2 separate regions of the Homo sapiens genome follow, and region 1 is linked to region 2. The links are chromatin loops, found by intact Hi-C in ENCODE. Cell type or tissue: MCF 10A. All regions are shown on one strand. Links, peaks and the distances in the headings refer to the core of each region. The heading gives the core; the rest is flanking DNA.

Evidence for each region. Peaks named below come from ENCODE experiments on the same cell type or tissue, not always from the same donor. Only the 100,000 strongest peaks of a DNase experiment are listed, where the experiment ranks them.
Region 1: a loop joins it to region 2, with 12 times the contacts of the local background. A loop is called at or near these places in 20 of 110 quality-filtered maps.

The regions. Positions count from the first base shown.
Region 1 is chr15:93,989,450-94,004,522 of GRCh38, reverse strand. LINC01581 (long intergenic non-protein coding RNA 1581) reads left to right here. Exons shown (of 9, transcript NR_120320.1): 3 at 2,764-2,847. Among named protein-coding and RNA genes, the nearest start is that of LINC01580, 96 kb to the right of the region's middle. In MCF 10A, for the core only: a CTCF peak has its summit at 7,272 (motif pointing left); no DNase peak of the experiment used is centred there.
Region 2 is chr15:93,022,458-93,037,530 of GRCh38, reverse strand. CHD2 (chromodomain helicase DNA binding protein 2) reads right to left here. Exons shown (of 39, transcript NM_001271.4): 39 at 9,535-13,159. The coding sequence ends at 12,826. It overlaps RGMA (repulsive guidance molecule BMP co-receptor a), which reads left to right. Exons shown (of 4, transcript NM_020211.3): 4 at 1-2,260. Among named protein-coding and RNA genes, the nearest start is that of RGMA, 59 kb to the left of the region's middle. RefSeq lists enhancers at 1,201-1,340, 5,036-5,540, 8,579-9,085. In MCF 10A, for the core only: a CTCF peak has its summit at 6,683 (motif pointing left); DNase peaks (open chromatin) are centred at 6,700, 7,610 and 8,630.

The DNA.
Region 1 (15,073 bases), core at 3,748-11,747, 970 kb before region 2:
AAAGAAAAAAAAAAAAGAATGGGGAAACTTCTTATAAGACTGATTCAGGAAGCGGTCTGGGTCAAATGATAACCACAGTTAGTCTCCCTCTCACACACATGAAAGTCTGCAGAAACATAGAAACAACATCCCCTTGTTTAAACTAACTCCAAATAAGGTGATCCAAATCTGGTACCCAAACTCATCGTGCAGGTGTAATAAACAGCACTTCCAGATCAGAATGAGCCTTAAAGTATCATCTGTCCTCTATGATGGCACGATGTACCTTCTATGTCCATTTCTGGAGCCTTGCTGTTGATAGCTATCAACAACAATGTTTGGAGCAGTCTGAAGAACTTTAGAAAGGCAACCAAAAGGCTATTTGGGAATAGCTTTTGAATACAAACTCTATCCATCTATCAATCTATGCCCCCATCTCATAGAGCTAATCTGATTGAAGTCTTTTTACTAGGGAGCCAGGCAGACATGATTTTTTACAAGCTGAATCGCCTGGGGTTTAAAGGTGCCTGCAAGAAGTTTGTTTGTGAACAACTGGGTCTGTATGCAGCATTGTGTGAAGGGGAGGGGGCAGCAGAAGGAGAATGGAGAATGCTGCATGGTCTATGCTTTCTGTTCAAATATGCAGCACCTGGGACATGCAACAATCATTCAACAATAAGTGTATTTATTTTGTGTGTACTTTATGTCAGGCACTATTCTAGGCACCTGAGATGTATTGAAGAACTGTTTCTGAAGAGCTTATGCTCTAGTGACATGATATTTCATATAAAAATTACATATGCATATATTTATATATATAAATCTAGAACATATATAATGAGAATATATAACTACTATATATACTATAGCATACAACTATTATATTCTATATACTACATATAGAATATTATATACTATATATACTACTATATTCTATATAGAGAACATTATATACTATATATACTACTATATTCTATATAGAGAACATTATATACTATATATACTACTATATTCTATATATAGAATACTATATACTATACATACACAACTATATTCTATATATTATATAGGATATATAATTATATATAATATATAATGAGAATATATTAGATATATATTATAGATCTATATATAGTATACATATACAATATATATTCTCATATATATATTTAATATATAATACATTATATTATATAAATATATACATTATATCATATATAGAGTGTATGTTAATAATATAATATATGCTAATATATTATATATTAGTATATATAGTATATAGTATTCTATATATAGAAAATAGTAGTATATATAGCATATAATATTCTATATATAGAATATAGTAGTATATATAGTATATAATATTCTATATATAGTATATAGAATATAGTAGGTATATGTTATAGTATATATAGTAGTCATATATTCTCATTATATATGTTCTAGGTTTGTATATACAAATATATACATATATATTTTTATATATCAAATACCATGTCACTAGAGCATAAGCTCCTTAGAAACAGTTCTTCAACACATTCAGGTACCTAGAATGGTGCCTGGCATAGATTACGTTAGATTAAGTTTCATATAATTATATGAAATTATATAATTCATATAATCATATGAAATTATATAATTCATATAATCATATGAAATTATATAATTCATATAATCATATGAAATTATATAAATTTATATAATCATATATAATGGTATATATAATATAATAATATATTGTATATTATATAATAATATAATATATTATAATATATTATATTATCAATATTGTATATCATATATACAACTATATATAATGAGAATATATTATATGTACTATATATAGAACTATAACATGTAACTACTATATTCTCATTACATTATATATAATTATATATGATGTATGATATATTATTATATATTCTATATAGTATATAGAATATAGTAGTATAGTACATAGTATTCTCTATATAGAATATAGTAGTATATATAGTATATGTATTCTATATATATACTATATATAATATATAATGAGAATATAGTAGTTAATTATACCATTTTAAGCCACTACATATATACCTTTATATATATACCTATGTACCTATATATATACCTATATAACTATATATATACCTATATATATATACTACTATATATACCTATATATATCTCTAGCTGGGGAAAAATGACTTCATCAGTTCACCAGAGGACACATTGGTTGGTTCTCCAACATTTGTTCCTCCTTTTCCCTACAGACAAATGGTTTGCGTGGGCTGAGTAGACATCATGAATTGTCTAATCCAATTATGGTAATGCCATCCTCCCTGACAGTGATTAGTTCAGGAAATAAAGCCTAGGGCAACCACTGGTCACAAGGCAGTCCAGTCAATGAAATGCTCAGGAACATCGCTGGGAGCTGCGGAACATCCATAGTCTCTCTTTTTTCATAGATAGTGTGTTGCATGGTTGAAGTAGAAACTCAGAGGTGGGAAAAGTTGAAAGATACACAGAGAAGTACAGCTGGAGCCCTGATTTAAAAAAATAAAATAAAATGTACCTGAAACTTACTCCCTCTGTAGACTTTTTAATTGCATAAGTAAATAAATTCCCTTTAATGTTTCAGCTAGTTTAAACTACTTTCATTCTCTTGCAACCTGAACCATCTTAACTGACACTCAGCAAGATGTGGCATTAGGGTTTGGAAAAGTATGTCAGTAACTCAGTATTGTAAGGAAGTGGAAATATGTGCCTGGCCATGTCATCTGTGCATATTTCTCCTCCCAGGACCATTCTATTCCTGGCCATCTCTGTCACTTCAGTGGAGAAGCCATGAGCAACGTTCTCAACGTCCAACATTCCTCTCTTATGGTTAGTCCTTGCCCCAACACGACATAGTTCTGAGACATATTGTCCAAATAATCATTCAGTTTCCCTTAGGAGAAGGAGGGAAAAAATAGGAGGGAAATCAGTGAGGAAGACTCACCAGATGTATTTTTTTTTTTTTTTTGGCAACTAACAGAAACATCTGAGCAGTTCAAATCCCCCCCTTTTCTGTTAGAGAACACTTGCTGCTGATGTATATTAGTTGTATTTTGTTGACATGTGTTTTTAATAATAATGATGATGATGAGAAAACCCCCAAAAGTTGATAGCAAACAGAAAAATGCTAGTACTGACAAGGATTTGTTATTTCCCTAAAGCCAGGGAGTGCATTTTTGGGATGACCTGGGGTCAGTCTCCATCATCAAAATCTCACTGTTCTGAGCATTTCTCTGCTGAGTACATTTCCTTTAGTGAACTGAGAATTATTTACTTTAAAAAACCCCTCTAAACCTTTACTCTGAATTGCAACCACAAAGGTAGAGATGCTCTTGTTTTTGTCTGGGGCATTTCCCCCCACTATCTGCTATATCTTATTAAATCGTTCAGTGTCTGTGTCCATATTGCATTATTTTTTTCACAGACGAAACATTTTGTCAGCTGTCAGAGACCGTGAAAAAGTGACCATGTTAAGACATCTGGCTTGATTACTGGGGACACTGAAGCTGAGGCCTTCCAGAAGAGCAGACTCAGAACAAAGTCTTGTTCTTAACATTGTCTCAGAAGAGGCAGTCTTTAACACCTCATCTCCAAACATCGTACCATGTTTACCTCTGGCACACGCCAGCCCCCCATTGTAACCGATTGCTCCAACTTGGCTCACTCGCTCAGCTCGGAAACTCAGGGCTCAGCCAGCTCTCCTATTCAGCCCAGCACTGGGGCCAGCCTGGCTCTAACTGGAAGCCACCTTCAGTTTGCATTCTGACCTGCAGCTCTCACCTTCATAAGCCAGACTTTCAGAGTGTTCCAATAACTTGGATTAACTTAAATATTTACAAACTTTGGGGGGTTTTGTGTACTTTATGTATGTTCATTGTAGAAAATGTCCATTAAGGAAAAAATCCCCCATATGCTACATTCCAAAGATAACTACTACTAATATTTTATGTATGCATTTTCAGATTTCTTTGCAAATATTTTTTCAACCTCATACACAAATATATATCCATCTATATCTATATATCTATATGGATATGGATAAATACATTTTTAAATATTCTAATGTGGATGCATATGCCAACATAATATATAAATAATTATACTATGCATATAGTTTTATAAGGTACTTTTTATTTTCCACAAAGAAATTGTATTTTATTTTCAGTAAATACACATGTACTTTATCATTGTTAATGAGATGAGGTATTCAATTATATTAATATCTCATGTCTTACCTGTAATAAATGGACATTTTATATGATGACCCAGTTTTTTATTATTAAATAAATTGGTGCTTCAATTTTAACCAAGTTATGTCACTGTCATCTAGGATACATTCTTAGAAGAGCATTTCCAATGTAATAGGATTTAGATACTTTCTAAAGTTTTTGCTACATATCTGTATTTTGCTCCAGAAAAGTGGTACAAATTTATGCTTCTAGCAGTAGTGCATGAATCAGCTTAAGCTTTGACTGTATTTAAATGTTATCTCCAGGGTCGATGATTAGAGGGATCATGAAGATGGCTTTCATGTTACCAGTCAGTTACTATTCAACCAGGTCAACAGTGGTCAGTACCATTGTTGATGTTACAAAGGTTGTGAAATCCTTAACGACATGACATAATTTAGTACCAAGTGACAACTGACTTAAAGAAAATCAGATATAAGATTCATAATATATTTGCAGAGCAAAAAGCACCCTAGCAAAAACCAAAACTAGGTATTTCATGTAATTTTAATCACAGATGCAGCATTCATATGTGATGCACTAAGATAGGGCCCCAAACAAGTAATCTTTGCCTAAATTTTCTCTTTGGTTCTAGGCCTATATTTCTTTCTTAGTGCAAGATATCTATCTATCTATCTATCTATCTATCTATCTATCTATCTATCTATCATCTATCTATTGTCTTCCTCTATATAGTTATGTAATCCCATACCTCCAGAGTCCAATTTCCAACTCTTTTCCCAACTTTCCGATTTCTGTTATGAACGCTGTCAATTCTCCTGTTTCCCAGGCTCAACATGTCTGAACTGTCTTTAGCACATCAAAATCATTGCATTTCTCTGTAATATCCCAAAATCTGGGCTTCATATCTTTCTCTCAACATTTCTGGTCTCCTTGCTACCTGGGTTTTCCCGTTTCTCATTCACTTGTTATTTTATGACTAATTTTTAAATTTTCCTGAGTTGTGACTCGGACTCAGCTACTCGCCACATCAAATGCTCTAAACGACTCCTGACTGCTTTCTGAAATAAACCCAAATATCGTATCTGGGTATCCCAGGCCTGAATGCTTTCATCCCATTTAGCTGTCGCATGATGTCCCTCTCAGTTCTCCCCTTCACGCATTCTCCCATCTAGCTGAACTGGAGTATTGCTGTGCTCTGAACATGTTCCACGCAGTTTTCATTTTAAAATTCGCCCTGATTATTCCTTCTCCAGGATGCTTCTGCTCATCTACTAGTCCCATGTCTTTACTATCTACTCCACCTTTAATATTTCTTCAGAGTTTTAATTCAAAAGAGACAAGAAGCCTTCCTCCAGTGCATTTCCACTACATATTATTTAGTCTTTGGACATGATAGGCATTTGTTTCCTTGTATCATCCCTGTGGTTAGTCAGTTCAGCCGCTTGTGAGCAAGGGCTATGACTTGTTTCTCCATAAATCTCCTGCAGTTACCGGGTGCCTCGAGTAGAACAGTTGCTCTAAAATAGCTGTTGGGTGCCATGAAGATAGGAAAGGCTAGAAGGGGAATTCGGTAGGCTAGTGAGTGTTAAAAACATGCTTTAATACTTGAAAAGATGTAAAAATGACTTTCATGCTCAGTGGAAACTCAAGTCATGTTAGATACTCCAAGTTACATGATACATTTTATACTTTTAGAAATCTCAGAATCTAGGAAGTGACAATGGGTTTTTCACAGATAAGTTAACTCTATGAGGGCTACTTTTTATTCCAAGTGGCTGTTTTTTAAGGGCCAGTACCGTCATAAGGCTTTGCTTGATCATCCTGTACAGTGATGAGGCTGTTTGGAAATTACACTCCTCCCCTTCCAGTAACTAGCGTTCCTCACCTTATGTGAATTCTTGGTTTTTCTAAGAGAGAGAAAAAAAATCCCTTTAAATTTCATTGATACTCCTTTCTTTATTTCTCAAGCTCCTATTTCTTGGAAACCTATAACACCTTCACAACTGGCATGCTCCAAGTTGAATGGGTCTGTGAGGAAAAGTAACTTCCACTATTGATAAGGTTGCTGCCCCAATCCCCAGACCCCAAAAGGATAAGGAAGACAAGACACCTGAAAGATTTATGACATTGTTTTTGGTTTTCATATTTTTACACTAATTTTGAAGAAGCATAAAAACTAGCATTTTACTGGTAACTCAATTTCTACCAATGAGTGGAGTTGGATTTAAGGTAGTGAATTGAATAAGAATTTTGGGTAATAAATTCATCGATTTTGTGCCTATACAATTATTTTAATACTGATACTAAGTCAAGATATTCAACTGCTCAAAAACCTTCCGTGGGTCCCCGCTGTCCCTAACATTTAGCCCACGCATGACCTGCTAGCCCCTTTTATAGTCAAGCTATACCTTGACTTGAAAAGTATACCTTTACATTCTTACTTCTAAATAAAATAATGTAGGCATGTGATGCCAGGCTATAACATTTAGTTTAATCCAGGAAGCAGTTGGAACCATTTACCACATTTAACATGGGGAGTAGCTGAGTCAGATCCATGCCCTAGGGATAAAGGAGTAGAGTAGTAAACAGGAGCCCTCCATGAGAGGGAGATGGGCACATTCACAGCATCACTCCTTGCATCCTTTAAAGGTTCCACTAGTCCGGATGCTGATTCTGGTACTCTAAACCCTATTCAATGCCCGTATTTATGCATGAAACATTCCCAGGTTATTTCACCTTAAAGGGACAAATAATTTCCTTTTTAGGCATTCTATAGCACAAATCGTCTGAGAGATCGTAGAAGCATTCAATTTGTGATTGCTTTGCTATATATCGTCTTACATGATCATTTAATGGGTTTTTAATGTATATTATTTGTTTCTTTGATTAGATTATAAATTCCTTGAGACCTGTGATTATATTGTACACATCTTTAGAACCAAGGGACAAGTTTACATAATGTATTTACTGTAGATATGCTATCAACATTTGGCAAATATTGTTAATGCATAATGAAGTTTACTTTGGGAAACGTGATTGCTCTGTTACCTCTGGCTCCCTCTAGTGATGCCCAAAATATGACATCTAGCTGCACATTTCTGTTTCATCCCATTTGTTGGAATTTTATGACTATCAGATGTGATGCAGAGAACAAATTCAGCTACAAGCAAAACAAAAATTATAATTATGATATATAACAATATTATATATTAAATGATTATGTGAGACAGTGATCATGTAAGACCATGATATATAGCAAAGCGATAGCAAATTGAACACTTCTATGATTGCACAGAAAATTTGTGCTATAGAATATCTGAAAAGGGAATAATTTGTCCCTTTAAGGTGAAAGGGACAATAAATTATTGTTGTGTTATATTTTGCTTGATTAATAATATCATAATTATTACAGCCAAAGCGCATCAATCTCCTATTTTATGCCAAGGGCTGCTGAAGACAATGATACGTATTTTCTCACCTAAACTGCATGAGAATCATGTGAGATAGCTATTATTGTCTTCCAGCATTTACAGGTGAGGAGACCAAGACACAGCAATGTCTAGGGACTTGCCTAAGGACACACAGTGGGATTTCCCTCATTCTAGTGTGGACAGATTGGAGCATGTGAATGGATACCTTGAAACTCTGGAATAATTAGGCTGCTGGTTGGTGTGCTTTACCCCTAAATCTTACTCAAGAATGGATGGTTCTGACAAACACATGTGCACAGCAGGCAGTACTTAGTTTATTTTGAAAAGAACTGAACAACCGCATATGGCAATGGAAATAAAGGAAGCTTGTTCAAATGGCCAGTCTACGCTCAAATTTCTAAATGAGGTAACTATTTCAGAATAAGCCTTATTTTGTATTGTTTTGCCTATGAATTGACCTAATTAAAAATTAAATAATTTGCATGGTAATAACACATGTACCTTCTCATCTGTTAGTATCACAACTCAAATGGAATTAAAATTTAAAATGTCATATAAAGTGGGAAAATAGTAACTCATGTTAACATTCGTATTGATCTCTTATTGTATGAGAGAGAGAATCATATCACTAAATAAAGAACAAAGTGCATAAACTCAAAAGAAAAGTCTCTTTCACATTCTATGTTACCTACTTGCAGGGAGGTAAATAATGTAGGTAGGTCTTACCTGAATGATGGTAGATTATCAATACAAATCTATATTTCCATACAAATATACATTTTTCAATACAAATCTATATTTCAACACAAATATATATTTTTAAGTATAAATTATACATTCTTCCTTGCTAGACAGCACTAATATTTTTTGAAAAACAAAACAAAAAAAATCTCTCTGTCTCTCTTTTCCTGAGCATACATTATTATTAACAAGAGGCATCTGGTTCCCATTAATATTGAGAGAAGAAATCTATCTTAGGAATTATGGTTTAAGTTGAATTGTAGGGCAGGAGAATTAGCCATCCGTCCTGCTTCACATGCATTTGTAGTCATGCTAATCACCAGCAGGAATCAAGTCAGTCTCTCTCTCAAAATGAATTAAATAATGTAAAATCTCTTTCACTGTATTTAGGGCAAGTGAGCCATATGTGCATGTGAGATCGAGAGCATGAATGTGTGTGGTGTGTGTGTGTGTGTGTGTGTGTGTGTGTGTCTGTGTGTGTATGAGGAGACGGGGAAAGGAGGAGAGCAAGAGAGGAAAGTCCTTGGAAATAAGCCATCATGTTGCTGTTCATAGCAAATACTCCATCTACTACAAGAAAAACATCAGGTCTTACAACTTCTCCATGGGTTTATGAGTACTACTTTTAGGGATTATCCAGGTACTTGGAAAGGTAGTCAAAAAATAAATGATTTCTCATTAAAAAAAAAAATAAAATGGAATTTGCAGAGCCAAATGAGAAGTCTCCAGGAGTAAACAATGGCCTGTAGCAGCCAAAAGATGTAATGTGAGTGAAAAGCAGGGTTGCTTAGTGCCCGGAACCCTTAAGTCTAAGCAGATAGAATTAGATTTGCAGCCTCTGCCTGCCAATCATTTGCTCTGTGACCCTGGAAAAGTTGCTCAGCTTTTCTGAGCCTCCTTTTCTTCACCTGTGAGTGAAATGATTGGTATTTATGTCACGGGACCATGGTAAGGACTAAACTAAATGAGACCTTCTCTTTGAAATTCTTTTAAGGCCCACAGTGTGGTTGAAGCTCCCAATAATACTTGGATCCTCTTTTGGTTTCTTTCATCTTACCTGGGGAAGGCCGGTTGCCAGTCTGTCACCTGCTTGAAATATCTGCACATAGCCACGCTAGTCTCACATAATGGCAGATCCTGATTACCTTAGATGAAGTAAGATAAACAGATCAGAAGCTTCGGTTCTGCCTGGACTAATTAAATAATGGCTTGTTCATCTACACTTTGGCCCCCAGCCAGATGGGAGTCAAATATGCCAACCTTGACTTTGCCCATGAAGATGCATGGTTCCCTTCTTTGCCAAAGGAAAAAAAATCAAGTTTGAGAGACAGTTCCTATTTCTTAAAAAGTATTTGGGTGTGCATACATACCTTCTTTTGCTTTTCTTTCCTCCCTTCCTTTTCTCTCTCTCAACCCTTTCTCCCATTAAAAAGGGGTTTGAGTGTAGAAAAATGTCAACTGAGTTTCTCATTTTAATAAAATAAGCACCTAACTTAAGTGGGGGAAAAAAGCATTTTATGAAAATATGTCTCTCTTGCTTATGAAGTTGAAATCTTGAAGTAGTTTGTCATGGCTAAAATTTGGCACAAAGCACTGAATATCCTTTGAATGATTATATTAAGATAGAGGTCAAAAGAAGAAGAAAATTGTTCCACAGAAGGCCATTAGATATTCCCATAGGAAAAGTACTATAATGGTCCCATAACTATACACTGTTGAAACCACTGGCTCACAAAATGCAGAGTAATGAAATGAGGCTTGTTTTATACTCTTGCTTCATTAGATTTCAGGTTCAGAAGTGAAGGGTTAGAATATGTGGCCAGATGGGCTAGGAAAGCAGTTTGAAGAATAAAAGAGGCATCAAGGAGAGGTCAGATGTTCCAGAGTAAGAAACTTCTCATAAAGCAAATGGAAATGTAAATTAAGCCATGGCAATATGTCACAGGGGCATAATAAACCTTGACATTTCCACAATGTGTGAGAACTGTTATACCCTGTGCTCTGCAGATCATATTTGTGTGATATTCTCTTGGATGAGGGCCATTGACAAGTGTTATCTTTAGAAATTGTCTTCAGTAGTCCAGGAATGGAAAGCAAAGACTCAGATCAAGTTGTGGGGGAAAGAAAAGTTATCATCACTGACTGAATGCCAACTGCCTGCCAAGTACTACGCTAAGTGCTTTCCATTTTTCTCAGTCCTCAACAAAAGTTTTATTCTTTCGAGATTGTTACCACCTTCTTGCAGATGAGATAACATAGTACTGATACTACTAAATAATACGTCCCAGTCAACATGGCTGATGAGTGACAGCACTGAAATTTTACCCGAACCTTGATGAGTTTAGTAATGTTTATTTCTTCTCATTACAGCAAGTCTGCCATAAAGAAAAGAAGTAATTTATTTACCTGGAATCTGAGATGACTTTTCTAATCCAGCACTCCCAAAATGTGCTAAAAGGGACACTAGCCTTGGGATTATTTCCCAAAAAAATCATTGCTGTTTAATGTGTGTGTCCTTATATATTCTTCGGTGTCTTTTCAAAGATTCAAATGCATATTAGCTTACTTAAATTTCTGACAACCCCTATGCTAAAAGAAATAAAGCTGTTTAGCTTCATTTAACTGAACTTCAAAATTTTCTTTTGACCACAACACCTTTAAATCTCTGACTGAATCAGTGTTCATCCCAATATTCTTTGAGAAATGCCATTCCAAAAACCAACACGACATTCCTAATCTTCCTCTTGTCTGGTCGTTTCCATTGGCAATGGATTAACAAACATGCAGGATTGAAAACTCACGGCCAGTAGGAGAAGGACCTCTTTCAATAAAAAAGAAGAAGTCAGGATACATGGAGCAGACCAGTGTAGAACATATTTAGTTTTGGGTTTTGATAAACAGAGTTCAAATCTAACCACTGGATAGGCAAACTTGGACAAGATTTAATCTCTCTAAACTCTGGTTTCCTCATCTGTATGATGAGAATCACAAATCCTACTTAATAAGATAGTTATAAGGAGAAGATAAAATAATAATTCCTATAAAATTTTCTGTAAACCATGAAGAGCTAAGTGACATTATTTAAACCTTGCTATTTCTTTAAGTAGTCTCATTATTTCTTCATGTGTCTTGTCTTTTATTATTGTAAAATCAATTGCAAGACATAAACATGAATGTTCTGAGACCTCAGGATTACACCTGCTGTGTGAGTAGTTAGGAGAGGAAGTAAAGTCAGCAACAACTTTCCATGGACTTTTACTGTGAAATTATAATTATAGTAAGACTGCCTTAATGTGATATGTAGTATTTGTCTAAAACCAAGACTTACCATGATATCTAAGGCCAAAACAGTGGGCTCTAGGAAATCTCACTTAAACATGTCACAATATTCTTATTACTCCTATTAATTGATTTTCTTCAGAAAATTCTAGACAGCACATAACTTAAATCATATAAAATTGTTTTCATAGGTCAAGAGTGGGTGAATAAAGGACATGAATAGACATTTCTCAAAAGAAGGTAGACAAATGGCCAACAAACATACGGAAAAATGCTCAGCATCACTAGTCATCAGGGAAATGGAAATTAAAAGCACAATGTGATACCACCTTACTCCTACAAGAATGGCCATTAATAAAAAGTCAAAAAAATAGGTGTTGGCGGATATGAGGAAAAGGGAATGCTTATACACTGCTAGTAGGAATCTTAATTAGAACAATCACTATGGAAAACAGAGTGGAGATTCCTTAAAGGGCTGAATATAGATCTACCATTCGATCCAGCAATTCCACTACTGGGTATCTACCCCAAGGAAAAGAAGTCATTGTATGAAAAATACACTTGCACTTGTATGTTTATAGCAGCACAATTAACAATTGCAGAGATGTAGAACCAATCTTAATGCCCATCAACTATTTAGCAGATAAAGAAAATGTGGGATGGGTGCGGTGGCTCACGCCTGTAATCCCAGCACTTTGGGAGGCTGAGGCGGGCAGATCACGAGGTCAGGAGATCGAGACCATCCTGGCTAGCACGGTGAAATCCTGTCTCTACTAAAAATACAAAAAATTAGCCGGGTGCAGTGGCCAGCACCTGTAGTCCCAGCTACTCGGGAGAATGGCGTGAATCCGGGAGGCGGAGCTTGCAGTGAGCTGAGATCGTGCCACTGCACTCCAGCCTAGGTGACACAGGAAGACTCCCTCTCAAAAAAAGAAAAGGAAAAAAAAAGAAAATGTTATATATATATATTTTTTTCTTTTACATTCCATAGTATGTGGAATACTACTCAGCCATTAAAAGGAACAACATAATGTCTTTTACAGCAACTTGGATGGAGCTGGAAGTCATTATTCCAAGTGCAGTAACACAGGACTGGAAAATCAAAAACTGTATGTTCTCCCTTATAAGTGGGAGCTAAGCTATGAGAAAGCAGAGCATACAGAGTGATGTAATGGACTTTAGAGACTAAGAAGGGGGAGGAGTGTGGGGGAGCAGGGATAAAAAACCTACACATTACGTACAAGGTACACTACTCAGGTGATGGGTGCACTAAAACCTCAGAATTCATAACTACATAATTCATCCATGTAACAAAAAACCACTTGTACCCCAAAAGCTACTCGAGAGGCGGAGGTTGCAGTGAGCCGAGATCGCGCCACTGCACTCCAGCCTGGGCGACAGAGCGAGATTACATCTCAAAAAAAAATTTTTTTTGAAAAAAAGAGTGGGCCAGGCATAGTGGCTCACACCTAGAATCCCAAAGTGCCTAGAATCCCAGCACTTTGGGAGGCCAAGGTGGGTGGATCACAAGGTCAGGAGTTTGAGACCAGCCTGGACAACATGGTAAAACCCCATCTCTACCAAAAAATATACAAAAAAAAAATTAGCAGGGCATGGTGGCACATGCCAGTAATCCCAGTTATTTGGGAGGCTGAGGCAGGAGAATCATTTGAACTTGGGAAGCAGAGGTTGCAGTGAGCCGAGATCATGCCATTGCACTCCAGCCTGGGTGATAGAGCAAGACTTTGTCTCAAAAAAGAAAAAAAGAGTGGGTGAATATTAGCGATTTCCTATAGCTCCACCTAAAATATATCTGAATATCTACAAGAAATAATTCTAAATGCCCTTAAGCTGCACACTTGTGGAGTAAGCAAAGAATTCTTTAGGAAAAGAGTACAATTTTAGTGTCATATTAAAAACTTACATAATTTTTTTTCTTCATACAATTTTGATAAGTTATGTGAGGCCATTTAGTGAACTGGACCTTTATGGGGAAAATTGCATGAGTTCCTCACAAAAAGGTGGAACCAGCTCGAGTCTCTGCTAAGATGTAAGGTTGACAAGGACACATGGTTTTTCTATTCACTGCCCTGCTCTGTTGTCTAGAATTGATCCTGCTCAACCAACTTACAGGTGGTTGGTAAATATTAGGTTGGTGCAAACGTAATTGTGGTTTTGCCATTGAAAGTAATGGCAAAATCCACAATTACGTTTGCACCAACCTTACACTTGCTAATGAAGTTAGCAAGTGAATGGATCGTCACCATATGAGTGTGTATATTATAGGCATTTGCCTGTAGGAAGTTCAAACTTCCTCACGTATTTGATATTGCCCATACCAATTCTTGTGATTCAAAATGCCATGTCCCACTTTACCTACTACTAGCCATGTAATTGAAAGAAAGCTGTTTCTGTGTATGACTCCCATGTTTCAAGTGGAAATAAAAGCATAAAATGAAACCATTTTCTATGATTTTGTGCCTAGTACATAGTGAGAATGAAAATCAAATTCCATCATAATGTTACAATCTCAATTCCTTCTTTAACCAAAACAACCAAATTGCAACCTCATTCTATTCCCTTATCCAATGTTCTTTAAACAAAAGACAGTTATCTTACAGTGCTTCTATTACTCACTCACAGGAAAGAATTTGGGAAAATAAAGGAACTCTAGTTTTCTGGGAGGCCCTGTACAGTGGTATGGATAATATAAAAGCTGTGATTTATCAAGCATTTGCTCTCTGCCAGGTATTATCCCTGATATCCAGAGATGGCATCTACTGCCCTTCATCTTGACCCTCGGCTGACTTGTTTGTAAGAAAAGAAGGTGGCAGTGTGGGTTCCAAGGCTAGGTCAGCTTCCACCATGGTCTCTTGGACTCTCCTGGAACCCTGCTACCATGCTCTAAAAAGCCCAAGACACATGGAAAGACCATATGCAGGCATTCCACTTGAAAATCCCAGCTGATCCCAGCCTTCAAGTCATCCCAGCCCAAGCCCCCAACCTGTGAGTGAGGAAGCCTCCAGATGATTCCAGCTCCCAGCTGTCCCTGTCACCCAAGCTGTTCTCCAGTCTTACTAGCTGAGGCCTCAGAGGCCGTGGAGCAGAATCAGACCACCTCCGATGTGTTCGGTTTAAATTCTTGCCTCACTTATAAATTATTATTAATCCTTTCTGTCCTCCACAGGCCACAGCCATAAAGTCAAAAACAAATGGGAATTGGCCTTAATTGGAAGGAAGTCACTGATTCCAGAATTTATTTTGCTGTGAGAAGGAAGAACATTGACATGGAAACACTCATTTTGAAGTTGACAGAATGCTGCCTGGAGGATTCTAAGAGAAAAGTAGCATGAGTCGTCTACCATGCAAAGGGAAAGATTAGGTCTTATTATAATCATCCTGCCTAAAAGA
Region 2 (15,073 bases), core at 2,707-10,706:
ACATAAGGCAGTTGGCAATATGGGAAGCAGCAGTCCCCAAAGCACCCCGTCAAGGAAACGATGCAAGAGCTCTGTCCACTGGACCAGCCCCACCCTACCCCGCCACGCCCTGGCCTAGGGGGAGGGACCTTGTGTTTCACGGGCCTGGATGGCCAGGGATGGACAGTGGCATGGGCACAGACACACCCAGACCGAAGGAAGGGCCCGGGCTCCAGAACCAGACCCGATCCAGGCTCCCAGCTCTGTCACCTACTGGCTGCATGAAAAGGGTGGGTTTTCCTTGTTTTGCAGCCTCAGCTATCTCAGCTGTGAGGGAACAATGACGCCACCTCCCTCACGTGGCGGTCCTGAAGATGAAATGTAATGCATGCAGCGCGGCGGCCGGCCCACCGTGTGCTCTTAGTAACTGGCCGCTGTTCTCTTCAGCCCTCCCGTTACTGACCACCTCGAGGGCACCGTTCCTCCAAGCTGACCATTTCCTGCCAGTCACCCACTGCCCAGCTCGCCCAGCCATGGAGTGGGCTCTGGTCCACGTGCATGGTGAGCTGCCATCTTTGTCGTCCTCTGGACACCACGTCTACCTCCTTGGGAAATAGAAACGAGTCCTGCATTGCTTTGTCAAATTTCACAAAAACCCTAGAAAGCAGATATTGCCCTGGTTTACAGACGGACAGACAGAAGCAAAGAGAAGCCAACTGACCCACTCCAGGTTACAAGCAGGGTCTGGTAGGAGAGCACGCGTCCACCCCACCGCTCACTGCGCCCACCTACTCCTCGCTTGAGGGCAGAGAACGAGCTGGGGCGGGGCGCTCCAGGGGGCACAGGCAGCCTGTGTTCAAGGCATGCTCGTGAGCCCCACAGCAGGGGCGGAGTCAAACCAGGGCTCTGGTTCTGGGGTGAGCAGAGGGTGGGGCCAGGCCCCCACTGGGAGGCTGACTGAGGAGGGGCTCAAAGGGCAGGCAGGCTCCATCAGAGCGGTTTGATGAGCAGGGCCGCTGAGTGGCCCTCAGGTCAAGGCTGGGGCCGGGACCACCAGGGACCAGGTCTGCGGGGCCAGGGGTCCCTCCCCAGGGTGGAGCAGGAAAACTCCGGCAACCGCCTTCTTGAGTGGACTTGACCTTCCCTTTCTCTGCTAATGATCTCAGATTAATCCCTTAAGGCAAGTGCCCCAGGGTGGGTGTTGGTTGCATAAAACAAGAGGAGTCCTTCTTCCCTTCCTTCCTGGCACAAACATTTGTAGGCCACCCCCGATGTGGCTGGTCGTAGTCTGGATTTGGGGGCACATTCAGGCATTCAACAAATACGTCATGAGGCCCCGTGATGAGCTGGGGGGCTATGCTTGATGTCGGCAGTACAGCTGTGGTCGCTCGAATGAATGTGCCCGCCCTCACGGGACTGACCTCTAGTGGTGAGAGACAGACACTAACCGAGTCACATGTGTGATTACACGTGTAATCATACTTACATATGTAACAACACGAGTTACACGTGCAGTGTGGGGAGGGGGCCCTTCACGGTGACCAGCCCATCAGGGAAGGGGATGCGGGTGGCAGAAGGAAGCGGCACACCCTTGTCCTCACGGAGCTCACAGGAGGTTCTCTGACCCTCATCTTAAGCCACAGGCTGTGTCTGAGCCTCACTGCCCTAGCTATCAACTGGGTGCAGGACTAGGCCTTAATCACTGGGCAGCGGGAAGAACTACATAAGCTCATACTGGCGCAAAGCCCCTTGGGAGACCGCAGGGAAAGCCATTGCATGAGGTGGTGACAGGCTCGGCCTTCAGAGTCGGGCTAGAATCTGAGTTCTGACAATGATCCCCGCCTTGACCCATCTCTCCTCAGGCCGCCCTGAGCCTTCCAGTTAGGCCTGGGCTTTGGGCTTCCGTGTTTGTCTCTGGATTGTTCGGTTTTAGCAAGAGTCCTGCTAAATTGGTCTTGCTGGAATCCTCCGCCCTCCACATCTGATTGCCCTTCCTGTCTGATCGTGGTCTTCATGCCCCACGGCCTCCAGGGGACGTCTGATCACCTGGCCTGCCTTCAGCAAGAATCCCCCCAGGTGTTTCCTCTTAAGAGGTTTTCCATCCACTGAGCCCACCCTGCTCCTTGGCCATCAATTCCCACTTGCCTGTACTGTATTCAGAGGGGACCCCAATCTCTCTTCCCAGCTGCAGCGGTCCCTGTCCAACACTGCCCCCCACCTCAAATAAAGTCTTTCTTACTGTCTTTAACATATGCCGTCAATAAAGTTTTAGCAGATCCAATTCCCTGCTCTGTGATCTTAGGCAAGTTACCTAACGTGTCTGGGCCTCAGGATCCTCAGCTGAAAAATGAGATAAATGCCACTCCATAGGATTGTCGGGAGACTAAATGAAAAAAAAAAATAATGCAACAAAGCAACAGGCCCAGAGCCTGGTGCCCAGTAAGCCTCGGTAGAAGGTGGCTTCTTTGCACAGGCCCATCTCATAGGCAGCCTTGTTTACCCACAGGTCTAGGTCATCAACAGCTGGGTTCCCAAACACCTATAATGTACAGACTGTCTAGGGGCCAATACTCCTCCAGGCCTTCCAGGGCTGCTTCGAGTCAATTTTATTATTCATAAGGCTAGGTATAAACTCTTTGTAATTATTTCTCCTTTCAAGTATAAAATCAAGACACATTTACCAATCAAGGCTAAACAAAACTACAAAACCAATAAAACTCAAATGAACAGCATTCATTTAAAGTAGTGGATGATGTTCTGCAGACACCAAATAGGCTGTCTCATGGGAGGAAGGAGCGGCTGCCAGGACCCAGGTTCTTCGGAGCTCAGCGCCTGTCCTGGGTGCCAAGCAGTGCTTTAGCTCCCTTCTGCTTGCCACTCAGGCCCTGTGACAACCGTCAGCACGTTTCCCCCATCCTCCTGGGGTCAAGCAGCACTGACCCCTTGGCACTGATACAATCCTAAGTCGTGGGTCCCTCTTCCCTCCCTCTCTTCCGAATGCTCCAGGATTTCTTTAAATTGATTTTAAAAGATGTTCATTAAAATGAAAACATAGGCGGGGCACGTGGCTCACGCCTGTAATCCCAGCACTTTTGGAGGCCAAGGTGGGCAGATCACTTGAGGTCAGGAGTTTGAGACCAGCCTGGCCAACATGGTGAGACCCCATCTCTACTAAAAATACAAAAATTAGCCGGGCGTGGTGGCGCATGCCTGTAATCCCAGCTACTCAGGAGGCTGAGGCAGGACAATCACTTGAACCTGTGAGGCAGAGGTCGTAGTGAGTCAAGATCGTGCCACTGCACTCCAGCCTGGGAGACAGGAGTGAAACCCTGTCTCAAAAATTAGTAATAAATGAAATGAAAACAAAATGGTTTAAATTCTTCCAGAGACCTCTAAGAACCATCCTCCCCACCATATATCTGTAGTCCCACGTTTGGGAAGTACTAAATCAGTATAACTGGGTAGGGATTCTTTTATCTGATTAGTATTTGCTTCCACTGTCAGAGCAGGGCTGAGAAAGTGAAGGAGACAACAAGCACTCCAGGATTGGGGCAGAGCGATGTGGGATGGGGTCCAAAGAAGGTGAAGATGCCCTGTAGTACGGGTCAGCAGGAGCCTAACACAATGTGGAAAGAGGTGGCCCCAGATGAAGCCAGGGGGACCACAGAGGTGTCACTGCCAGCCTGTCCTGGTCCAGGGAGGGCAGGCATATGGGCTCCACCTCCGGCCAGATCACCAAGCATTAGCCAGGCCTTGCTGAGGATGCGTATACCCTGGAGGACCACAGTAATGAGGGTTCGCCCCACATGGTGCTAGCATGTGCCAGGCTCTGTTCTCTCATCAGGAAAATAACACTGTTCTCCCAGGATTACAGGTGCAGACGCTGAGGCCCTGTAAGATTAACCACCCAGGCCCGGTCACAGCAGCCAGGATGCAACCCGATTTGAAGGTGAGCTGTCTCCAGAGCCCATGCTCTCAGCCTGCCTGCAGTGAGGGCCCTGGGTCTCCACGCTGGGCCTTGAGTCCTTCTTGTGCGAGCTACTTGACGCCGCACCGTGCTGCTGCTGCCCAGACCTCCCCACCTCCCCACCTCCCCGCAGTGCAGAGCCTGGGCCTGATCCTAAGCAGCTAGGGCCACGAGCCCATGAGTCCAGCACAGCCATGTAGATGCTAAAATACTAAAATAACACCAGGATATCAGCAAACTCCCCCTATTTACTACTTGCCCCAACCCCCTAAAGCCCCATCACCACTCCAGCTCAGCGGCAGGAAGGTCCCCTGACTCTTCCCACAGTCCAACAGAAAAAGGGATAACATCAAGTCCAGCAAGGAGTCTTAGACAGCCGCTCTAAGCTAGGACCTGTCTCCTGTCTGCTTTAAATATGCCCCCTCGTCTGCGAAGCCTGGGGAGCAGGGACCTGAAGTCTGGCTGAATTCCGAGCCTCCTCAGCCCCCAGAGAAGGTAGCACCCGCTTTGGCTCCTCTGGGCACCCACAAGAGAAGGCTCCAAGCGCAGCAAGTGCCTCCAGGCCACTGTTTAGCCAGGGACCAGGGCACCCAGACACAATAAGGAATGAGCCTAGAGGACCTGGTACTGCGTTCACCCTGGAACAGTTTCCCAGCCCCCTGTGTGTCTGGAACTGGTGGGTTCTTGGTCTACACTAACTTCAAGAAAGAAATCGCGAACCCTCGCAGTGAGTGTTACAGCTCTTAAGGTGGCGCCTCTGCAGTTTGTACCTTCTGATGTTCAGATGTGTCCGGAGTTTCTTCCTTCTGGTGGGTTCGTGGTCTCGCTGGCTCAGGAGTGAAGCTGCAGACCTTCACGATGATTCCTACAGCGCTCAAGAGAACCCGAGTGGGTTGCCAATGCCGGCTGGGGCAGCCTGCTTTTATTCTCTTATCTGGCCCCACCTACATCCTGCTGATTGGTAGAGCCGAGTGGCCTGTTTTGTCAGGGCGCTGATTGGTGCGTTTACAATCCCTGAGCTAGATACAAAGGTTCTCCACGTCCCCATCAGATTAGTTAGATACAGAGTGTCGACTGGTGCACTCACAAACCTTGAGCTAAACACAGGGTGCTGATTGGCGTATTTACAATCCCTGAGCTAGACATAAAGACTCTCCACATCCCCACCAGAGCAGCTAGATACAGAGTGTCGATTGGTGCACTCACAAACCCTGAGCTAGACACAGGGTGCTGATTGGTGTTTTTACAATCCCTGAGCTAGGTATAAAGACTCTCCACGTCCCCACCAGACTCAGGAGCCCAGCTGGCTTCACCTAGTGGATCCCGCACCGGGGCTGCAGGTGGAGCTGCCTGCCAGTCCCGCGCGGTGCGCTCGCATTCCTCAGCCCTCGGGTGGTCAGTGGGACTGGGCGTCGTGGAGCAGAGGGTGGTGCTCGTCGGGGAGGCTCGGGCCGCACAGGAGCCCATGGAGTGGGTGGGAGGCTCAGGCATGGTGGGCTGCAGGTCCCGAGCCTTGCCCCACGGGAAGGCAGCTAAGGCCCGGCGAGAAATCGAGCGCAGCGCCGGTGGGCCGGCACGGCTGGGGGACCGAGTACACCCTCCGCAGCCACTGGCCTGGGTGCTAAGTCCCTCATTGCCCGGGGCCAGCAGAGCTGGCTGGCTGCTCCGAGTGCGGGGCCCGCCAAGCCCACGCCCACCCGGAACTCCAGCTGGCCTGCAAGTGCCGCACGCAGCCCAGGTTCCCGCTTGCGCCTCTCCCTCCACACCTCCCTGCAAGCTGAGGGAGTGGGCTCCAGCCTTGGCCAGCCCAGAAAGGGGCTCCCACAGTGCAGGGGGTGCTGAAGGGCTCCTCAAATGCCGCCAAAGTGAGAGCCCAGGCAGGGGAGGTGCTGAGAGCAAGCGAGGGCTCTGAGGGCTGCCAGCACGCTGTCACCTCTCACCTGCACCTGTGGAGGCAGGAAGCGGAGCTAGAGAGGAACAGAACCTGGGTTTTCCGAGGGAGCCTCGTTCAGGTGGGGGCGCCAGGGGCTCTGACGGCATCTGTGGGATGCCTGGGGAAGACACCAGCAGGCATGGAGATGGGAACAGCAGAGCCAGAGATGGCCGGAATTGATTCTTGAAGACCACCAGGTGCTCAGCGGGCAGATGGAGGTGATGGAGGAGGAAGAAAGGGACCATGCCCTAGAGGCGGAGCTGGCCTCCTCCACCTGAGGCCGAGAGCAGCTGGGGCTGGTTGCAGTGAGGGGACTCAAGAAGGTTCGAGTGGCCAGCAGGGGCAGGTCACAGAGGGCCCCAGACCCAAACCAGGGCGCTTGGACATTAAGGTGAAGGTCACCGAGAACAGCCGGTGATGCCAGGGGGGCCTTGTGGCTCAGAAGGGTCCCTACAGTTGCCCCTCCCAGGTGGGAGGAAGGAGAGGCTGGACTGCAGAGCAGGACCCCCTGTGCGTCCCCGCACAAGGGCTGGAAGTAGGGATGAAGGAGGCTGGGGACGGGGCAGCCTGTCCCCTCGCGTCCCCTGCTCTTGGAGGGCAGTGAGGCTGCCTCTCCCTGCAGCCTCTGCCCCTCTCTTCCCCGTCCGTCTCCCTTCCTGCGGAAGCCACGTGGCTCCACATCTCCTGGGGTGTGGGGGGCTTTGTTGTGGGCTCCAAGGGGGAGAGACCCACCCGGGCAAGGGAAGAGCCCGGAACCTTCCCTGGGTTGGGTTTAGGTGTTGGGTGCCGGGCAGGCTGTTTGTGGAAATCTGCTGCCCTCTGCAGGATGGTTCTAGAACCACATTCGCTCAGGGGCCCTCAGTCTAGGCTTCAGAGAGTGGGAGCTGATCCCAAACACCGCACAGGCCCCAGTGCCACCCTTTGATCATGACAGCTGCCGAGCCCACCTGACATGCACCTCAGGGACCTCACTTGTCCCTGCCCAGCCTGGTGAGAAGCTGTCAGTATCTATTTGTAGTTAAGGCTTGGAGATAGAGAATGTGCTCCACAACACCAGCTGGTAAGAGACAGAGCCAATGTTCAAATCCAGTCTGTCCAGCCATGCCCGGCACCCACCCGCTGGCCCACGTGCCTTCCTGACCGCCCATCCTCATCGCCAGGGCTTGGCCGTCTGAGTAGGGGTTGAAGTTTGCCCAGATCCAGGATTTTCACGACCCTGTCCCTCTACCTCTGGCTGTTTTCTCCCTGGCACTCATGTGACGTTTGTCCTCTTACTGTTTGCTTCTCTAGGGCCCGCCCCCAACCCCTACCCCAGCTAGAATACCAACTCCAAGGGGCCAGGGCCCTTATCCTCCTGGTTCACTGCGCGGGTCCAGCTCCTGGAGCAGGACCAGCCCACAGGAGGGGCTGGAGACCTGGTTCAAGGAAAACGTCCTCTCCCATAACTGTCTGGTTCCAGCAGTGTCTCCCCCATGAGACTATGAGCTCCTGGGGGTTCTAGTCCCTGCTGGGCCTTCCTGCTGGGGTTTAGTCTCCCCGCACAGCAAGCTGCGGCTTTCCAGAAGCCCTGGCCAATGGGGCTCCAAGAGGGCAGCTCGCTTGTCTTGCAGTCTCTGGAGTGGGAGGTGCTGGGCCCGGTGCTCACCGGGCCTGCCCTCCAGGCCGGGCAAGCTCTGTCCTTAGTCTGCCTCAACCCATCCAGCTGCCCTCTGACTCAACCCTCTCCACCCATTCCCCAGCCAAGGACTTTGAATGCTGTCTCTTCCAGGTCGCCCTTAGGGTTACAAACCTTTTCCTTTTCCACTGTGCACACTCTCACTTAAAAACCGCATGAACCCAAGAAGCGGCCTCCTTCCTTTGCAGGTGAAGATGCAAGGTGATCACCCAGCTGAACATGGGGAGGGACCACATGGGGGCAATGCGCTGACTCGGGAGGCCCCTTTACAGCCCCCCAACGCCCCGAGGGCCACCACAGTGCCTGTGGTTAACGGGGCCCGTGTTTTAGCAACAATTCCTTCTTAGGTCACTAAAGAAATTAAGAGGAAGCTCACGTGTGATGTTCCGGAAGTGGATATTGTTCTGCCCATCTTCGAGGTAAGAAGCCTTTAGGCCATGGACTGGTCCATGTTCCCACACAAAGCCAGACAGCAGGAGGCTCAGCGCAAAACCAGGTGGCCTGAGCACACTGTCATCCACCACATCACACGCCAGCAGAACTGACCAGAACACCCCCAAGACGTCAAGCCTGGGGGAGGGGCCCACCGGCAGCAGCGGGAACAGCTCCTCAATTAGTGCCCAGGTTTCTGCAGGATGGAACTTTCACTGAATCCAGCTGCACCTTCTCCTCCCCACCCGCTCACTGATCAGAACAGATTTGAGGTGGGCTGGGAGACCAAATGGGTCCCATGAGATATGACAGAAAGGACTGGTGCAGGGGGCTTCAGTTAAGGCAACGCCTCACATCAGAGCTGGTCCTGCGCCTTTAAAAGCCACAGGTTGGAATCTGGAGCCGACTCTGGTCTGGCAAACTGCAGGGACTTGGGTTTCAATAAGTGACCTTTCTGTTGGCGCTGACTGAGGAGGGCTTGCCGTGATGCCAGGCGTGCGAGGCCCTGCCAGGGAGGAGGGAGGAGGCAGGGGCCCTGGGCCGGCCGCTTCCAGTAAAAGGCAGGCGTTTTGGCAGCTGGCAGTTTCGAAGCCTTGTTGCTATTGTAAGTCATAATAAGCTGATTATTGCAGTACTTGTTCTTAAAGTTTCCCCAAATTGTTCCAGCTGAGTCATGAGTTACAACACGATTGTGAGTCGTTTCTTGATGGGCACCAAGAGCCCTCAGCTTTTCTTCGTCTTTCTCAAGAACTACGTGAACTAAAAATCCCAGCCTCCCGCTCCAGCGCGGGCCAGGGCTGGCAAGGGCCCCTGCGTCCAAGTCCCCTGGGCTGACGGAGCGGAGTCACAGCAGTTGACAGCTCAGCTCTCAGTAGACACATGGCTTATTTGGTATCAAGATTTAAGAGCTAGTCTCAAAGTCACCAAAACATTAGTGAAAATCGTGGATCTGGGCAAACTTCAACCCTTATTCAGACAGAGATCTCCGCCCGCAGGCTGTGCCACCCTTCCTCTGTCTGGGCTGCACCAGAGCTGGGCCTGCCCCTGTGCCAGAATACTAAAGCTAACGTTTGTGTCAGTGTTTCCATTATAAAATGCCACCCCCCAGACCCCATCTGTTAAATTACCCTCAAAGCTACAGGCTGGCAGACACAGTGTTATTTCCTTCAGGATAGAAGGGGTGGCCCCCCTAGGTCTCCCTGGATCCCCCCAGGCAGGACTAACCCACGGGAATTAACTACCGGTTTCGGCAACCCTGGCCCTCCCTCAAGTGCAGAGCTGTGGGCCACAGCCTGGAGTTGCTCGGCCAGGGAGCTGTTCACCTCGACGACGGCATACTCAGGAACAGCTTAGGTATCTGTGGTGTTAAGGCCGGTACGCAACAATGCAACTGGTACTGGATGGAGGGAAATGCAACTTTAAAAGACTCCACTTCACAAGCTGTCAAAACATCTGGATGTGACCCAGCAACCAACGAGGGAAGGTAGACAAGGCGGTATCTCTAGTCACAGAGCTCACACCACAATGCAATGCAACGTGTTAGCCCAATTCTAAAAATGCTCAGTAACACTTTTTAATATACAAGAATCAAAAGTACAGCAGTTTTACAATGTAGGAAAATTTAATACATACTATATAAACAACATTATTTACATCAGAAATCACTAGGACAGTGGCATTTTTCACAAATATAAATTAATTACTGTTTAGTCAACAGGTTTTAAAAGTCCACAATTTTACAATAAAGAAAAACCATCTGTCCCCAGATGAGTGGGGCACAGATGGCCTAAAGCAGCCTGGACCCTTGGCATGGCTCCCCTCGCCCAACGTGGCAGCCCTCAGAGGAGCCGGAAGACCGCTGGTGCTGGGCCTGGGCTGCTGCTCCTGCTGACAAGTGGATTTTGGTCTGTAGGATTTCAGTGTCATTGTGTGACTTCCTAAATCAACTGTGTTTGCACCGTGAGGACTGATGCAACTTTCAGACACACCAGGCCAGAATGTCTGCAGCACAGCGTGCAAAGTGTTTGGGCTTCCCTTCGAAGGGCTGAGGAATGACTGAAAGGAGAGTGAGCCCCGGGCTCTGCTGGCACCTGTCTGTCCGGCTCTGAAAGACCGCAGTGATTAGCTTGGGGTTTCACCTGGCCCTTTTCTAAGGCCATAGTGTATCATGTCAACCCTTGTTCACGTGCAGGTTTTAGGTGATGCTAACTCCCTCTTTCTCAACCTGTTATTTCTACCAACAATGAAATCTTTCAAAGCCAGACTCCAGGGAATACCATCCTCACAGATTCCTGGGGCAGCTTCTCCCATTCACAAGTGAGAGAATTTACCTGTGCAAATTTTTTATTTAGGCATATAATATTCATACTGATTTAAATCAATGAAGAAATGCTTCCTTTTTCCCAGCACACTCTTCAAACATACTCCAGCACCTAAAATAGTTGTCTAATGGGGACACTGTAATTTTAGAATCAATGTAACACTGATCTGGCCGATACTGCCTTTTGCTACTTCATATGGCACTGAGAGTCCTAAATGTGAACAAAAGGAAGTTTCTTTTTCCTCACGATAAGACATCTCTGGGCATAACTCACATCTCCTATCAGCAACTCAAGAGAGAAGCCCTGATGACTGTGGAAACCCTGATGGAAATGCAGGACCTCTGGTGACTCCTTTGCCCCTCCTTTCATTCCTGAAGGACACTACCCAACTCTCTGCAGGGGCTCACCTCCTTCCCACCCCATCTCCCAACGCTCAAGGGCTCGACAAGCCAACCTAACCTTCCTCTTTGGCTTGGGCAAGGCAATCATGGGCTAGAGTCAGTATTATCGGCAAGAAGCTCCATCTGTGGTTTCCTCATCACTGTGTGGCCTAAGTGGAGACACAGGCCCTGCCCTCTCCACTGAGCGTCACGGCAGGCCCTCCATGGGAGGACTGTGGCCAGGTGGCTCATGCAGTCACCGGAGCTTTGCTTCAGGACATGTGTGCTACAAGTCCAGGCTGGACAACCCCAAGAACTGTGAGGGTTCAGCAAGCGGGGTGGGTCCACTGAGCTCTCAACACAAGCTTCCGGGACCCAGACCCTCATCTGGAAACCACACAGGCCAGCCCTGCGATGCTCTGTGTAGCAGGGAGCAAGGGTCACACCACAGCCACATCTGCTTCATTCGGGGGATCCAACTTGGCATGTCTTGGTAAAGGCATTCATGGTGCTGCCCAGGACACCAGCAAGCACTGAAGTCCTCACAAGTTACTTCAGGAGTTTAACCCTGCACACGCCCAACAGAAGGGTTTTCACCAGCTCTGAGCCTGGACACTTACAGGCACACTGTATGTTCAAGTCAGTTATTCTGTCTCCATCTAGAAAGGCCTTTGGATACTCTTAACAATACTGGCAATCTATACTGAGAATAAAACTGAAGGCCCCAGCATCAGTCAATTGAAAAGAGCCTGCTTAATTGATGCAACCAAACTTGCTTCCTAAACCTGACTCAGTTCAACTCTCGTATGATTTTTACTATCTATAGCTCAAGTCACTGTGTCTTTGGATGCTCCTTGTTTGGGAAAAAGTTTAACTTAGGTTTATACCTGATTATATTCTAAGAGAAACTGAATTCAATTCTAATGATCTCCAACTACAGTAGAAACTTGTTCACCACAGGTACTTATTTCCATCTGCCCACCACATGATGTGTGATTCTGTCTACTCTATTTCTTCAAGCTGTGCAAAGGGAAGGAAATGCAGCAGGAAGTGTTGACCTAGCGCAATACTGAAAGTTTCCCCCACTTGCTGGCACTACTGAACCCCACATTAGAAGCCTGTTCACTGCCTGCACCAGGACCCCCACCTTTGTGATTGCAACAAGTTGGTCAGCAGGCCTGCCTCTGCATCCCCTTCTCCAGGTCCTGTAGCTTTCCTTCTCACCACAGGAATCAGAAATCCACCAGGGATTCCAGTTCCCTGGCCACACTACTCCCCACCTACCCCACCCTACCCCTCACTCAGCCTACTCCCCAGTCAAGTAAGACCCATGCTGGCATCAGTGTTGCCTCACTCACAGTACTCAGTCAGCCAGAGAAACCTACCTTCCCTGGCACAGTGGGAAAAGGAGGCCCACTCAGGAGACCAAAGCTCTGAAATGTACAAAGACAGTGTGGGAAAAATTAGTGTTGGCAGAGATGAAGCAGTTGTGGAAGCTGTTGCCCTCTCTCTACTTCTCCACCCCAACCCCACCCACAGGTTTCACATAATGAGGCCGAGTGTATCACTTCTCCCAAGAACACATTTGAGGGGTGTACCTGCTCCCCTTCAAGTCCTATGCTTGTCCCCACCCGCTTGCCCCAACTCGCCACTCCCCATCAGCAGCATCCATCATGTCAGAGTGAACCAAATCAACCAAATCACACACTGTTCACCAGGTCCCAGCAGCCTCCATGCACCAGTTCCTGCCCCGACCATGCACTAAGGTCCTGGGAACACTGACCCTGGCAAGAAAACATTCATGACTCTGAAGATCCCCTGTTCCTTGACTGGGGAAACACATCCCAGTGAAGCTGGTACACACACAGTCAGCTCCTCCTCCAAGTGCCCGTCAAAGTGGGAGGCCAGAACTAGGCTGGAATGGGATGGGGTGCCAAAGTGCAGGAGTGGTGACCCGAATCAGAGCTGGACCCAGTGAAAGGCCTCCCATTCCTTGAAGTGCTCCTTCAGCCAGTGAGTTGACAGCAGCAGCATGTCCAAAACTCCACTTACTGGTCTAGATAACCGGCTACTGTAGGATCAGACCAAAAATATCCACGTGTTTGGTGACTCTTACTCTCTCCTTTACGAGCTGTCCTTTATGTTTTCCGAACATTCCAGTTATAATCTGGGTTGTTTTTCTGTTCTAGTGATCTCTCCAAAGGAGACCTATGATCCAGGGGTGACTTGGAATCGTGAGGAGATTTCTGAGAAGGGGGTGAGCGAGGATCTGAGACTGCAGGGTGCAATGGGGGTAGAGGCTGTTTATATTCCCCCAGTTTATCTGTGTGGAAAGAGCGGTAATGGTCTGAGGGTCCCTGGCCATGGTAGCCCATAGCGGGGCGGTGATCAGACATTCGTCGGAAATCCTGCTGGTGGTAATTTTGAGGCCTAAATTCATCGGATCTCCTCCGCTTGGAGTCATGATGGTGCCTGAAATAGAGATGCAAGGATTAGTCGAAAGACTGAAGCCAGATTCCCATCCACTTCTCTTCACTACCCACTTGGCTCTTCCTCATATACTCATATTCAAGGACAAATGCTCACATTATTAGGAATCAAAAAAATTAATAACAGAGTCATTTTACACTTATTAGCAAAATACATCCTATGAAATAAGGCTCAAGTGTGCAGTGACACAAGTACACACTTGAAAAATTACTGATGGCTTTTGCAAACTCACTCCCTTTAGGAAAAATCTGGTAAGATCCATAAACATTACCATATTCCTGGACCCAGCCCATGAGAAAAAGAGCCACAGAAATTATTTTGTAAGTTATTAATAACACCATCAACCTAAATATGCAACAAGTGAGTGACTAGTTAATAAAATTATCTTAAAAACCAACTCAGTGTGAAGAGTATTAAAATTTTTAGCTTGGACCATGGTAAACTGCTCATGATACCATTAAAAAAAGAATTACTAAAACTCAACAACAAAAACAACCCAACTCAAAAACAGGCAAAGGATTTGAACAGACATTTCTCCAAAGAAGCTATACAAATGGCCAAAAAAAACCATGAGAAGATGCTCCATGTCATTAATCACTAGGGAAATGCATGTTCAAGCCACAATGAGACTACTTCACACCCACGAAGATGGAGATACTCATTAAAAAAAAACACAAAAAAAAAACCCAGGAAATAAGTGTTGGCAAAGATAAGGAAAACCTTCAACTCTTACACATTGCTGGTAGGAATGTAAAATGGTTCAGCCATCGTAGAAACATTTTGGTGTTTCCTAAAAACGTAAAGAATATGACTAATAATTCCACTCCCAGGCACATATCCAAAACTGAAAACAGGTAGTCAAGTACCTGTACACCAATCTTCACTGCAGCATTATTCACAACAGCCCAAAGATGGAAACAACTCAAATGTCCATCAACAGATGAATGGATAAACAAAATGTGGTATATATCCACACAACGAAATATTATTCAGCCATAAGGATGGAATGAGTACTGATGAATGAACCTTGAAAACATTATGCTAAGTGAAAGAAGCCAGACACAAAAGGTCACATATTGTATGACTCTTTCTATATGAAATGTCTAGAACAGGCAAATCCAGAGAGACAGAATGCAAACTGGTGGCTGCCAGAGGCTGGGGAGAGGGAATAATGGGGAAGGATTATTTAATGGTTATAGGGTTTTCTCTGACTGATGAAAGTGTTTTGGAACTAGATAGAAGTGGTGGCTGCCCAATATTATAAATGCACTAAGGTCATTCAGTTGTTCGCTTTAAAATAGTTCCTTTATGTAATATGAATTTCACCTCAATGAAAGAAAGAGGGAGGAAGAAGTGAGCAATCTCAAGTTCCAGTCAAAATGGAATAACAGGGACTAGATTTACCATCCTGCCTGAAACAGCCAAAAGGGACAAAATGCATAGAACAGTGGTTTTCAAGACACCAGACATCAGGCAATGAAGAACAGTGATCCCTGAGGAATGGACACTAATGAAATGAGCCTTTTAACGGCTCCTGTTCACTATCATGAGATAGTCCCTCAGGCTGTGACACAGGAAGAAGGAAACCCAGAAAGACACCAGTTGGCTTCCCAAGGTGAGGGATGGGGAACCAAGGTGGCCAGAGTTCACAGGGCATGGCATGAGAGAAGACAGTGCTGCAGAGAAAGAAGTTTGAAGATCTACAGAGGGTTCCCAGGTATACAGCTGAATACTGCTTAGGATGTGCATGTGGGGAAACTACCCAAGGCCAGGGAAAGGACCACCCGAAAAGACTGAAGGTAACAGTGCCCTGTGCTCACAAAGAACTGGCATCGTGCCTGTTCTCACCAGCCACACCAAAGACCTCCAGATGGTGATACGGTTTGGGTATGTGTC